Regions from separate parts of the Homo sapiens genome. Here region 2 is linked to region 1. Evidence: read pairs that join two places in POLR2A ChIA-PET (ENCODE). Cell type or tissue: MCF 10A. All regions are shown on one strand. Each heading gives the region's core, and the rest is flanking DNA. Links, peaks and the distances in the headings are about the cores only.

The links. ChIA-PET counts read pairs that join two places held together with the same protein. Peaks named below come from ENCODE experiments on the same cell type or tissue, not always from the same donor. Only the 100,000 strongest peaks of a DNase experiment are listed, where the experiment ranks them.
Region 2: POLR2A ChIA-PET joins it to region 1 with 14 read pairs; 2 of 35 experiments call an interaction of 5 or more read pairs at or near these places.

Annotation. Positions count from the first base shown.
Region 1 is chr2:16,735,768-16,743,327 of GRCh38, reverse strand. No RefSeq gene overlaps it. Among named protein-coding and RNA genes, the nearest start is that of CYRIA, 74 kb to the right of the region's middle. In MCF 10A, for the core only: no CTCF peak of the experiment used is centred there; DNase peaks (open chromatin) are centred at 2,967 and 4,297.
Region 2 is chr2:16,646,283-16,653,842 of GRCh38, reverse strand. All of the region lies in intron 1 of CYRIA (CYFIP related Rac1 interactor A), which reads left to right. Among named protein-coding and RNA genes, the nearest start is that of CYRIA, 16 kb to the left of the region's middle. RefSeq lists enhancers at 3,738-3,887, 3,928-3,977. In MCF 10A, for the core only: no CTCF peak of the experiment used is centred there; a DNase peak (open chromatin) is centred at 2,862.

The DNA of each region.
Region 1 (7,560 bases), core at 1,831-4,330:
CTCAGTCTCTTGAGTAGCTGGGACTACAGGCATGTGTCACCACACCCAGTTATTATTTTTTTTTTCATTTTTAGTAGAGATGTGGGTTCATCATGTTGGCTAGGATGGTCTTGATCTCCTGACCTTGTGATCTGCCTGCCTCAGCCTCCTAAAGTGCTGGGATTACAGGTGTGAGCCACCGTGCCCAGCCCCTAATTCTCTTTTCTTATAAGGATACAAATCATACTGAATTAAGACTCACCCACATGGCCTCATTTTACCTTAATTGTCTATTTAAATACTGTATCTCCAAACACAGTCATACTCTGAGGCACTGGGGGTTAGAACTTTAATATCTAAATTTTGACAGGACACAATTCATTCCCTAACACCCTGTAACCAGTTTATTGAATGGGCTGGCACCTGTACGGTACAAACAGAAAGCCACTTCATCCTTTCTCATCATTTCTCTTTAAGACTAGGAGACGCAGCTTTCAGCATCTGTGCATTTCTCCTCCTATCACCACCCTGCATAAAGTCTCAGGCTAGCTTCAACTTTTCCAGTGTTCTTCAATAAATAAACCAAATAAAAGCTTATTTAAGTCTAAAACAAAAGCTCATGGACTCTTTGTGGAATTTACAGCTTTTCCCCTCCTCTCTATGTTCTTTCTCCTCCCAGCCTCTCCCTCAGCCCCTGCCCCATCCACCCACCCTACAGGCTGCAGTATCAGCCATGATCTCTATTCTGAGTCAGGTGCAAGTTCGTATGGTTCCCTCAAATTCCAGAGGGTCATGGATCAAGCTCCTAGTGGGTTTCTTGATAATTCCTTCCTTGGTTTTAGGTAAGTGGTGGGAAAATGGCCCCTTTCTCTCTCCCATGAGCTGGGAGTGATATTCAGCCAAATATCTCTGCAAAGAAATTGCCCCTGGCCACTTCCCTATTACTTTTAGGCTAAGAACTGAAAAACTGAATTTGCAATTTCTTCATATGCCATGCATGGTTGCTTGCCACCTAGTTTTTTGGTGTCATTCTTCGGAACCTCAGCAAAAACTAATACAGAAAATCTCAGTTTAGCATCCTTTAAGATTTTCTTTTTGCATAATTTCAAAGCCAACTATCTGTTGGCTCCCTTTCAGAGAATCTTATAAGCCAAGTCTCTGGAAGCAGGGCCTGGCCTGTGGCTCCCAGGAGGAGACTGGTTGAGGCAGGGTCTGTGTCCCAATGTCATTCCTCCTGCACAGGCTATGGTCTTCCCAATATGCCACAATTACATTGTACCTAAATTGACAGGGTTTCAGACTCTTGCTTTCCCAAGTTGAATAATGCGTTAAACATATATTAATGCAATACATTTATGGTTAAAAAATGCCTCCAGCTCTGTATGTTGAAAGCTTTTGTCTCCATTTCCCTAGGGATAAATCATTATTGAAATCAAAAAGAAGAGCTTGGCTCAGCAGCAAAAAAGAAAAATAAAAAAACATGCCTTGTGGTTTGTCCCCAACATTGCAATCTATTCCTAGGTTAAGGATTTTGTAACTTCTTTCTGTCTCTCTTAGGTTTCTTTCCTCTCCTTCCCTCATTCCCCACTTACCTCCCCCCAACACAAGGATGTTTAAGTTCTGCACATAGTGCTCCCATCTGCTCACGTCTTCTCCTATCGCCATGGTTACTGGCCCAGAGTGGTCTCTGTGGAGACAGAGGCAGAACAGTAACCAGGGACAACTACATAGCAAGAGGCTGTGAAAGTGAGGATTTTTTAACCCCCAGTTAAACTGGCATGCCTATACTCATGCGATTTCTTTTTTTTTTTAAGTGGCATGTCAGATTTTAAAATTCTTTTTCAGAAAAAAAGATAAAATATGAGGTGTTTGGTTATGACTATTTTTTTAAAAAAATCAAATTTAGGGTGTGTTCCATATGAAGTACTGGGGTTAACGGTGTGGAAGGTAGGAAGGTGGTGGCCAGATCTCAGCCCATACCCCACGAAAGGGGGCAGACCCATGACAGTCCAGGGTTACTGAAATTAATACAGGAGTTACTGAATTTCATACAAAGGACAATGGAATAAGCCTTCGAAGCTTACATTTCCTGATCCCCAACCATTGGGTTGTGCCATCACAAATCGCCTCAATGACATCCCAGGTCCTGTGGCTGCAACAGACTGAATGTTTGTGTTCCCCACAAACATTTAGTTAATCCCAATCGCCTCCCAAAGGCCCCACCTCCTAACAGCGTGGCATCGGGATTGATGTGATCTTGTTAGCAGGGGGGGCCTTTGGGAGGTGATTAGGTGATGAGAGTGGTGCTCTCGTGAGTGGGGTTAGTGCCTTTATAAGAATAGGCCAGACAGCAAAGTCACTCTCTTTTCACCATGTGAGAATGTGGTGAGAAGTCAGCTCTCTGCAACCAGAAGAGGGTCCTCACCAGAACCCAACCATGCTGGCACCTGGATCTCAGACTTCCAGCCTCCAGAACTGTGAGAAATAAATTTGCTGTTTATAAGCTCCCTGGTCTATAATACTTTGTGATAGCAACCCATGCTTATGGTGACGGTGCCCAGTAGTCTTCATTTTATTTTTCTCCAACCAGATGGGATTTTATTTGCTTTGCTCTGGGCTCATGTGCCACAGGAAGGTGTAGATGCCTGATATGATCAGCGGGGAACTCCTGTTTAGTAGAATCGAGTATGGGGTTTAATATCATCAGGGAGTCTCCTCTAGGCTAGGCTTTGCTTCTGACTACTTGGGGACTGACACAGGTCATTTCTTGTTCTATGAAATGGGGTGGCACAGCAGTATGTTGGATTACAACAGAGTATCTCAACCTTGGCTGCACTTCAGAACCACCTGGGAGTGTGTCCAAAATACCAATGTCCTGGCACACCCCCTGTACCATTAAATCAGACACCCTGAGAGTGCAGCTTAGCAGTATTTTTAAAACTTTCCCAGGTAAGTTTAATGGGTAGTCAGGTAAAAGTCAATGACCTGGACATGCTCCAAGGTCCCTTCCAGCTCTGCAAGCAAATGAGAACATGCCCAGCGTGGACTGCACACAGGTATGGCCAGTTGGCAGGAGGCACCACTGCAAGGATTCCTCCTGGCTGTGTCACCAGCTGGGCACCTCCAGCGTGGGCACAACCAAGGTTGAATGAAGCCCAGACTGGCACCGAGAGGCCTGGGCACTGACCTGATTGGTCATAAACCAGCTGTGTAACCTTAAGCAAATCTCTTTCAACTGAATGGCACAGTTTCTTCATCTATAAAATGAGGAAGGCAATATTTTGAAAGGGTTAAAATGCAGACTCTGGAGCCTGTGTAAATTCAGACACTGACTATGTACTAAACTGCTGTGTGACCTTGAGCAAGTTACTTAACCTCTCTGGGCTTCAGTTTCTTCCTGCATAAAATGGAAAGAATAATAGTACACAGTTCAAAGTATTGAAGGATTCACTGAACTGATTTACGTAAAATGCTTATCAGTGCCTGTCTTTAATAAATACTCAATAGATGTTGGAATTTACAAATCAACATTACAACATTACAAAGTAGAGGGGTTGGACTAAACATTCTCTGGGGAACTTTCTCTGTCTCTGATGCTAGGTCCTGGGAGACAAATGGTGGCTTTGGCAGATAGAAGTGGGAAGGGCTTTGCAAACAGAGAGAAGGGAGGCAAAAGAAATCTGAGCATGCATGGGAACAGTAACTGGAGTGCACAGACTATTGGGAAAGGGGACTAGAGCCAAGGGAGAAACGGGACCATTAGACTAAAAAGTGGGGAAAGGTTATGGAAGCCCTGAGATATCAGGGTGTGGAAGTGGGGCTTTCCATGTACACTAGTGATTCCAAACATTCTTCAGTAGTGGATTTCAGCTTCAGACAAAGTTTTATAAGGAATCTGATTGTATACAACAAATAAAAGTAGAAATTTTTGAGTTGCAGCCCAGATGGGAGTCTGGAATCCCTGGTCTTGTTGTCCTTCTCTTACCATGGCTGGCCCTTCAGTAGTCCCTCTAGTGCTCCAAGATTTCATGGAGCAAAGTTAATATTCTCTACTGTAAATAACTAGAAATTATTGGGACACAGGAGCTGATAGAGTTTGAATATTTGTTCCCTCTGAATCTCACGTTGAAATGTGACCCCAGTGTTGGAGGTGGGATCTGGTGGGAGATGTTTGGGTCAGGGGAGTGGATCCCTCGTGAATGACTTAGTGTCCTCCCCAAGTAATGAGTAAGTCTTCACTTCATTAGTTTGTGCAAGATCCGGTTGTTAAAGAGTCTGGCACCTCCCTCCCCTCTTCTCTTGATTCCTTTCCCACTGTGTGACGTACCAGCTTCCCTTGCCTTCTGCCATGAGTAAAGGTATCCTGAGGCCTCACCACAAGCAGATGCTGCTGCTATGCTTCTTGTACAGCCTACAGAACCATGAGACAAACAAACCCCTTTGCTTTGTAAATTGCCCCATCTCAGGTATTCCTTTACAGTGATGCAAAGTGGACTAATACAGGAACCAACTTTTAAAGAATTTTTCATACTCTGTGCTATGGACAATCTGTAGGCTAGATGATAAGGGTGAGGAGGGTGGGAACAAAAACACAATTATTGGGATATCTATAAAGTCAGAGACAGAATCTTGAGCTGCAGAGTTCATGAACCTGAGTGACTAATACATTTTCTGGCTTGTTTTCATAATGTGCCCCATCCGCCAGAACAGTTAAGGTGCTTACCTGAGTTTACCTATGACTGAAAGCAAAGGTGTATTATTTATTATTTAAATACTGCTGTAAGAGTGCCAGGTAATACACAATCACAAAAATCTCACTGGCTTATTAAAACAAATGTTTATGTCACATTTACAGGTGGACAGGCCAACAGTGATACTATTGGCACCTGCTGGGTTGGCTGAGCTTGACTTTAGAAAATGGGCTGGATTTAGTTCCACCCCGTATATCTACTCATTCTGGACCAGCAACTACCTGGGATGCTTTATTCTTGTGGTAAAGTGAAGAGTAAAAGACCAGCAGAGCTTTGCCATGACTCTCCAAGTTTCAGATCAAAGCAGTAACTGTCACTCTCACCCACATTGCATTAACCCATGCACATCATATGGCCAAAGCCAAAGTCAATGAAACAGACAACATTCTACCCACAGGGAGGACTTGGCAATAGAAGTAGAGAAAGAAATATGGGTCAACAAATAATACTACCTACTACAGGTGGGGGTGATGGGGAAGCCGAGTAGTCACCAAGCCAGAAGCTTATCTACTCCTCATTCTTTCATACCCAGCTCATATTCTATCTCCCCCAACAAGCATTCCCAGTCCAGCTCTCATTCTCTGACCTACTCCAGGTGGACTTTGACCCCTCTGTGAGCTCTCTCCTGTGTGAGATCATCAGGTGGTCATGAACACTGGCTTTCCCTTGGTGCCCAACACAAGTGGGCACATAGTGGTTGCTCAGTCAAGATAAACTGCTTGATGTATAGATGGAGGAAGGATCCAGGAAACTTCCCTGGAAGAGTGAGGTGGGATGATAAATTCAGGGGGCATTCCACTCTCTCTTTTCATACCACCAGCACTGCCTTTGAACATGGCAATGTGAAGGAAAGAACAAAGGCTTTGGAGTCAGAGAGACTCAGGCTGAAATTACAGCTGTACATTCACCAGTCCTGTGACCTTAGATGAGTTGCTTTGCTGTACAGTGCCTCCGATTTTTTATCTGTAAAATGAGGATAATAGCAATTACTTTGCAGGATGATTACTATTTTCAAACATACTCCTTGCAGTCCTGCCTCAAGACCTTGGCAGTTGCTGTCACCCCTGCTGAACACAAGGTTCCTCCATTTATCTGTGTAGCTCACTGTCTTATCTCAGTAGCGTCTTGGCCAAAATGTCATCGGATCAGTGAGGCCTCTCTTTATCATTTTATATAAAATAGCATACACTCCATTATCTCACTCTATCTTCTTGCCCTGTTTACTTTCTTTGTCGTATTTATCAACACTCAACAGTTATCTGTTTGTTGTTTACGTGCTTCATTATTGTCTGTGTACCTTCCAAAACATAAAGTAGACTCTGTGGGAAACTAGGGCTTTGTGTTTTAAGTATTTTAACAATCTCTGGATCTCATTGCCCACAATGGTGACTGGAAGCTGTTTAGTGAGTATTTCTTGAATGGATGAACTGTGAGTATTGAATAAGATTGCGTCCGTAGAGTCCCCGCACGGTGCCTGGCTTACTCAGTAAATAGTAGCAGTTATTCTGAGTGGCCTCTTCTAGCCTGTTCCATTGATCCCAGCCTGTATATTTCTGCTCAGGGGCCAGAGGACATAGCTAACCAGAGAAGAGCACTGAGCCTCTGGGCACCTGCCTGTGTGCAGACTCAGGCACATAATTAAGAATTTTCAAGGCTTTTCACTCTTCTTCCATCCTTAGCAAACAGAAGGGCCTTGATCTTGAGAGGCCTAGAGTGTATTCCATCATCTCTACTTCCTCTGAGGGCCCTGGACATACATCACCCAGATTCACCATGTGAATCACAAGCATTCAGCTCATTCCTAAATGCCCTCCTCTGTGTAAGGCAGACAAATCAAGCCGGAAAACTGAACTCTAATTAAACACATGCATGGTCTCATTTTATTCTATTAGAAAAGACTCTGGAGTAGAATGTATTGACATGAATTGTGTGCCTGAAACTCTTTCACACGCAAAGAAAAAAAAAACCCACACTGTGCTGACGACTTTGGCCCCTGTAATATGAGATTTATACAACCTCTGAAGAAGTGAGATAATGCTGGGAAAATGAGATATTAAAGCATACACAGTTTTGTGAAAAACATTGAAATACAGTTTAAAGTTCAAAAACCCCGCTTCATTGGTGTTTTTTAGATGTGAGGCGCTTTGCTTAAAACCAGGAGTGATGAGTCCATCCTGTTGAAGTGAAATGAGCTCAGGAGTAACTCATTTATTGATTCAAGGTTATCCTGGATCCCACGTGCTGGTAGTGGCCTGGATCCTGAGGATACACTTAAACAGAGTCTGTGCCCTCAAGGACCTGCTCTTCCATAGGGTCTCAGTCGTTCTCACAGTGGGGGCCCCAGTGAAGGGGCTCTAATAGAGAGAACCATGCCTTGCCACAGCTGTGATCCAAGGAGGGAGTGAGTAATGGCCAGAGAGAATAATCAAGCAAACATTCATTGGAGCCACTTGGGTTGCATCTTACAACACACGCAGGTGTTCAACACACAAGACAAGAAAGGAAATGTATTCCGGGCAAAGGGAACAGCATGCAGGAAGGCACTGGGGGGACAGAAGACAGCAAAGTCACTTTGGGGAACTGTGATATTTAGTAGGATGGGGAAAATGGGACTTCTCTAAGAGATTGTTCTCTCTCTGCTTTCTTGAGAACAGTACCAAACATTGCCACATATGATATCACAGGACAAAAGTTTTTCAAGTGTTTATTTTCACAGGAGTTTTGAGAGACCGTACTGTGCAGCCTCTGCTCCTAAAGCTGACTTTGTCAGAGGCTGTGCCTTGCAGTCCCATGGCACATCCATGGAAGAAAGTTCACTGGCTTCCAAAGA
Region 2 (7,560 bases), core at 1,863-4,362, 90 kb after region 1:
ATCACACATGAGCTACATCCTGTTTTCAAAATGCCCTTTCTTTGCCTGGACAGACCCTTTGAGATTCGCTTCTGGTGTAACATTCGCCATAAACCTTCCCCAGGTCCCCGTCAAATTCATCCGTCCATCTGTCCATCTACTTATTCAACAGATACTTATTGAGCACCTACAATGAGTTGTGCACTTCTCTGGGTCTGTTTCTGGGGATTCAGCAGTAAACCAAACACACAAACTCCCTAACCCATGGAGCTTATATTTTGTTGGGGAAAGATGGACCATAAACATATAAACAAGTAAAATGTATATCATGTTAGATGGTGGTAAGTTCCATGAAGGAAAATGAAGCAGAGATGGGTATACAGAAGGATGGGTGGATGACAGCAAGTTTGGGGAAAGAGTTGCTATTTTAAATAGGGTTGTCAGAGAAGGTGAGGATTGAGTGAAGGCCTGAAGGACGTAAAATAATCATTGTGGATAATTGGGGGAAACTGTTCCAGTCTGAGCCTCAGCGAGGGCCAAACCAGAGTGGAGTGTGTCTGGCCAGATGAAGAAACTGCAGGGAGGCCAGGGCCAGAGCTGAGTGGACAAGTGACCGGTTGCAGGCCATGGGGTCATGGAGACATCACAGGCCAGCCTGTGATTTCAAGGCCCTCCTGGCACTCCCTCTGACCCAGGATGTTTTTGCTGTCTGCAGTTCACTGGCCTGTTCTCATGCTGGCCTGTGCACCATGCAGGACAGGCCCAGGCTTGTCTTCAATCTTCACATCCCCAGCACATAGCAAAGGGTCTGGGATAGAAAGAGAGCCCAGCTTTTATGAAGACTTCTGCTCCTATTTATTTTTTTAAGTCCAAGAGTCCTAGTTAAATATTATTTGTGATTTTTTTAAATAAACATTGGAACTTTGAAGAAATGCTGGCTGTAAATCCCCATTAACCAGCTGGACAAGCATCACATGGGCAGGATTGCTAAGGAAAGGATAAGGTGCCAGGAGAAAGCTGGAAGTGAAAGCTGTGGAGAGGAGAGTGTTAATTGGAGTCCAGAGGAAGAGGGCTTCTTCAGAATCCCCGGGGATTAACTGCTCATCCGATCCCTGCTGGGGACTGGTGTTTATAAAAACTGACCGAAGGCTGGAACAGGGAAGCTCTCGAGAAACCCTCAAAGTGTGTCAGGATTTCAGCCAAGACTTTCCACTCTCCACTTTGCTGACGCAGAGGGTGGCAGGGGGTAGCAGGGGGAGTCTGTGGGACCCGGAAGACTTCATCTCTGGAGACCTTTCCAGAAGGAAAAGAACCTCCCCTGGCAGGGCCTTTCCCTTTACAGAGCAAAATGCTCATCTCAGAGGAGCTTGAATTTCTTCAAATGCAGGGAAAAATCCTAGCAAATATAATAGGGTATACGGCAAGGGGAGAGAGGATGGCTAAGAAAAGCATTTGGCCCCAGTGAGGCTCAGGGACCTCTGGAGGCTGCCAGCTCCCACCTCGTATCCTCTGCCCATCTGAATCCTGCTCCTCAGGACAAAAAGTGGCTTATAGCAACTTGTAGCAACTTAGAGCAGGTGGGACAAGTAGCTCATAGGGTTAGAGTGTGAGGGGGGTAGGTAAGAGCTCACTGAAGACGGAAGCTAGAGGACATCCTGAAGCTGTGGGAAGATGTTAGGGAATTTTCACAAAGGAATGATAGAAATGGATTTCCAACCAGAAGTATGTGTGGGTGTCAAAGGATGGACCCCATAGTTACAAAGTTGTGGAGTGTTCATTAACGAGAGCTGGGGAGGGAAGATTGCTTTCAGCTGCTGGATCAGGTAGTAGGTTTGCTTAAAAATATTAAAAAGGGAAAAAGCAAAGACTTGCCTTTTCCTTATTCAAAAACTGTTTTTTGAGAACTGACTGTGCTTAGGTGCTGGGGTTGTTCTGACAGATAAACCCCTTCCTCATGGAACCCATTCCAAGCAGCCTCCTTGAAGAACCTTATCTGAAGGTACTTGACATAAGATGACTGGAATTTCCTGCATTCAACTGCATATTACAAGTTTTTAAAATGGGGAAATTAAAAAAAAAATTCACGGCACCTGATATTAAAATAATAAAAAGTTAATTCTTGGTCTGCCAATGACCTGCTCAAAGTGAGTGGACAGCCTCCCTGGGTCTTCATCTCCTCATCCTCCAGTGGAGCTAATCTTCCTTCCTGCCTCCTTTTCAGGAATATTTTGAAGACAACAAGCTTTGAAAACAAGTTGAAAGCTCTGTATAAATTGCAGGGCGTGACTCACATGCCTGTGCGGGACCCATGTTCACAAGGTGCTACCTGGTGAGAGGTTTTGGATGAAGGATAGAGTCTGTTCACAGATCAATTTTTATCAACTTTACTTCTCCAGGTTTGTCTGCAACTGTTTAGGGATTTTTTCCAGCTGTCAGAAATACTTTTCCTGATTTTATATTAGTATTTGGCTTCTGCACTGCAGTGCGGTGCTTTACAAACATGCACACGTATATGTTTACCTAATTTTTCTAGGATGATAATTTAATGTAGTTGATATGACAGTATAAGAAGGCAAAGGCCAGGATTGTTGCTCCAGGTACGAGGAGGCTTGAAAACAGCATCTGTGGGTATACAGGAGTGGGAGGTGTTAGAAGTCAGCCTAGCTTGGGTCAGGGTAGGAAACCAAAGGTGTGAATTGTCATGAAAAGCCACATGCAAGGTGCCAACCCTCCCAGACCCCCCAGAAATAGCTGTTGAAAATTGGGCTTTCTGGTAAAAAGATCAGCTGCTGCAGAACGCCTTCCATACATGTCAGCAAGTGGGGCCGGATAGCATAGAGCGAGCCTGAAATGCGTCTAAATAAATGATTATGGTGACTCACTCGCCCCCGTTGAATGGAATGTTTTTTTAAAGTGAAAGTAAGAGAGAAAGAAGATAATAAAGCAAAGAAAAAGAACAATAAGGTTTGAATTTAAAACAACAGGAGCAAAAAATTGAATTAGTCACTCATGTCAAAGCCTGTGAGCCTCTGTCCTGAATTGCTACCTTCCTCCTTGACTTGCCTTAAGGTCACGGTCTTTCTGTTTGAATTTCCTGGTGAAATAACACACCCTCTGATTGTTGCCATTCCCGGTGCCGGTTGCAGGCATGTAATGGGCATTCTGAGATACTTGTCACAGAGCCACTACAGAGCTTGTCTGTTGAGCTCAGAAGGCCTTTCCATGGCCAGAGAGGAGCATCCAGTCTCTCTGAGATGTTTAGGGTTGCTTTGTGGAGCCTCTGAGTGTGAGAGCTGGGGCTGCCAGCCCATGAAGCTTAACGGAGAAGGTTCTGCATTTGTTCTATTGTAGGCCTCTTGGTCTGTTGTTGCATCATCCCTGATATCAGGAACTGGCCCAGAGACCAATGAAACCTTTATGATTTGCTAGTGTTTTAATCGATCTGCAGTTTGCAGAGATTTTTATATTGAAGTGAGTCAGTCTTGTTTTATACTATATACTCATTCAGCTGAGTATATAGCTTTGCTCCTCTTTTTGGTTGATTTCTGGGCCATTGCTTAACCACTCTTACGTCTTAGGGATGTCATCCATAAAATTGACATAATTTCGTCTCAGCAGACCCCAACATAATACCTGTGAATATAAAATTATTTAATCTGGAAAAATGTGGAGTATGTCACTTTTGCTGCAGTCAGAAATAACCCCCAAATCTCAGTGGCTGATGGCGACGACTGTCTTGCTGTGCCACGTGTCAGGGGCTGCAGGTTGGCTTCTGTGGCACTGGTGTACATTTCTTCTCATTCTGGAACCTGGGCTGAGGGGGTGTGTGCTTCTTGGAATGTGTCATGCTCATGACAGAAGCGATCGAGCAAGGTGGCAGAAACTTGAGACTCTTGTTGAAACTTCTACTGGGATGTGGCTTTCTTTATTCTATTTTCACTCCATTTGGTAAACAAGGCAAATGTCCAAGTCCTATACCAATTGTAACCTCCTCCCAGGGAGGGGAAGTGGTACATCCAAGTCATCTGGCAACCAGCAGGATGGTACTGTACAACCGTGCTCTGTACTGTATAACTGTCCCCTGTACTGTATAACCATGCCCTGTACTGTACAACCGTGCCCTGTGCTGTATAGCCATCCCCTGTACTGTACAACTGTGTCCTGTACTGTACAACTGTGTCCTGTACTGTAACTGTTCCCTGTGCTGTACAATCATGCCCTGTACTGTACAACTGTCTCCTGTACTGTACAACCATGCCCTGTACTGTACAACCATCCACTGTACTGTATAAACATGCCCTGTATTACACAACTAACTGTCCTCTGTACTGTACAGCCATGCCCTGTGTACTGTACAGCCATGCCCTGTACTGTACAACTGTCCCCCATACTGTATAACCATGCCCTGTACTGTACAACTGTCCCCCATACTGTATAACCATGCCCTGTACTATACAACCATCCCCTGTACTGTACAACTGTCCCCTGTAGTGTACAACCGTCCCCTGTACTGTGCAACCATCCCCTGTGCTGTACATCCTTCCTCTGTACTGTAATCGTCCCTGGGAGAGAGACCATCCCTCTCCCAAGATATCAAAATCTGCAGAAGATCAAGTCCCTTATATAAAATGACATAGTATTTGCATATAACCTATGTATCTCCTCCTATATACTTTCAATAATCTCTAGATTACAATACCTAATACAATGTAAATGCTAAGTGAATAGTTGTTATACTATGTTGTTTTTTAAATTTTCATTATGCTTTATTGTTGTTATTTTTTTATTTTTTTTTCTGAGTATTTTCCAACCTGGTCGGTTGAATTCCAAGGATGTGGAACTGTGAATATGAAAGGCTGACTATAAAATCTTTTACAATTGAGGAAATAATGCAGTGTAACAAGTACATTGTAAGCTTATTAAACACGGTGTGAACATTATGTTCTTAGTAAAATAATATTTGACTGGATACTAAGAATGGAGCTTATGTCTGGTATCAATATTTATTGGGAAATATCACACTAGAATGTAGTGGTCTATGATGGAGGAAATTTTGTGTCACCCACCCCTACATTTTAAAAGCAAGGCCTAGACCCTCTTCTTGATATATAGTAGATATTCAGTACATACTAGTTGTTCTGAGTAAATTCATGAGATCACAGCTGCTCCAATAATCTGGGAACCCAAGACAGTAAAATATAAGCCAAGTCTCTGAAGTCTATTTAAGATTAGAAAACAGCAAAGCCAAATTTTCAGCTGCATGCTAGAGAGATAAACAGGTTTATCAATTTATTTCTTAAATTCAAGTGTAATCACATCCACAAAGCCTTTTGCTGAAATTCCCCTTTTGATGAAACTCGTGTCATCACATCAAATAACTCTAGTGGCACAGACTTAACTCAAGGTCCCCAGCATTGTTGATGGGCAGTGGCCTTGACAGGGACAGTATTGACATAGTGCTTTTGACCATTGTTGTGTCTTTCTTTGGGGCTGTCCCAAATGCTTACTATTCATTACATTCTTTTTTTTTTTTTTTGCTGTTGTCATTGTTGTTCCTACCCTGTCTTCCTGGGAGCAATGGTAGCCTCTTAAATTTACAAACAACCGAACCAAGGCAACAAGATGTGAGGGCAGGGCCAGGCTATGCAGTGGGTGTGGCAGAGACTCCACCCCCCTGGCTGAGTTTCTCTGAGATAGATAAAACCACCTGGGACACTTCTCCACTCACTAGCTGTGTGACTTTAGGCAAATTACTTAACCTTTCTGTGTCTCATTAGTCAGATTAATGGAATGAAGATAGTAATAGTAGCATTTTCTCTTAGGGGTGCTGTGAGGATTTAATGAGGTGATACATGTAAAGTGTTTACAGCCCGGGAGGTCAGGGGGATGAGATGAGCATCCTGGTTGGACAGGGCCGTGGGCCTCAAACTACTGTAGTGGTGGCTCCAACAGGAGCCTCTCAGAGTATTGCTCATTGGAAGCACAAAGGCCATTCACAGGGACACTGTCATTCACCTTGATATGAGTGGGTCAGGGAAGGCAGTCTGATTAGCAGACACCTGGAAGAAGTGTTTGAACTGCGGGGTTGTGGGGGCTGTGTGAGCCATGCCAGAATCTGAAGGAAAAATGTGGACTGTACAAGGCAGAGGAGAAAGAAAGTGGGGAGAGCCCAAGATGAGAGTGTGCTTTGCTAATTCAAAGAAAAGCAAGAGGTCAGTATGTATGGCTAGGAGTAAATGAAGACAGCAGTGATATGGTTCAGAGGGAGACTGGACCTGCAGGGCCTTGTAGTATGGGTTTTGATCAAGGAGAAAGGAAACTGGCACTTGCTGAGGACACATCGTGTGCTAAGCTCTGGGCTGGGTCTAATCTTTTTAATAATTCTGCAAGAGCAGCTGGTACAGATGAGAAAGAGGAGCTTACATTCTTGCGTATAATCAATCAGGTGGCTCACACATGGCAAAACCAGAATTTAGACAAGGTCTTTTGGATTTCAGAGCATACTCCAGACCTGCTTCAAATTTAGACATTTGTTAATTATCTAGTATTTGAATATACTTGTTTATTTCTTTGCTTCAAGTCAACTGAGATGATACAGGAAAGCTAAATTTCAACTCGCTAATTTGCATGAACACAATTAATGACTGTAAAAAATCTTTTTGGAAGGAAGATTGTACCAGATATGGTTTCATTGCTTGAGCAAATTAACACATCCCCTGTTACCTGGTATGCATTAATCTGGGTTCTTCAGATAAATAGAACCAATAGGAGATAGATACGGATACGGATATGGCTACAGATAGAAAGAGATTTATTTAAGTAATTAACCAACATGGTTATAGGGGCTCAGATGTCCCAAGATCTGCATCTGGCAAGCTGGAGACCCAGGAGAGCTGATCATATAGTTCCAGCCTAAGTCAGAAGGGCTGAGAACCAGGAGAGCTGATGGTATAAGTCTGGTTCAAGTCTGAATCCAAATGCAGGAGAGGACTCATCTTCTAGCTTAAAGACACAGAAGCAAAGAGAGAAAATCCCCCCCCTTTAATTCACCTTTTGTTCTATTCAGGCCTTCAAGGGATCTGTTGAGGCCCATCCATATTAAAGAGTGCCACCCACTTTACTCTTTCTACTGATTTAAATGTTAATTTCTTCCACAGATACCGTCACAGCAACAAACAGAATAATGTTTAACCAAATATCTGGGTACCCCATGCTCCAGTCAAGTTGATACATAAAATTAACCATCACAAATACCATTTTTTATGAATGTAAGTACAATTAAAGAAAATGTCAAGTCGCAACAAGGAGGCTCCCACACTGCACGTGGCTTCTCTGGTCTTGCAGGGAGGCCTGAGCTTGCCTGCCCCAGAGCCCCATTTTTCCTTGCACTGATCAGCTTCTCTAGATTCCTGAGACTTCTTTTGCCTATACAAGTTCTCTCCATTTTCAAAAGCTCTGCCTCATAGGACAACTAAACAGGCAGCATTCTTTAAGATAATCTTGATAAGGGATTTTCAAAATGTGCTATGTCATGGCTGCATGGAAAATGGTCATATTTGTACAGCACACAGAAGAAATGGA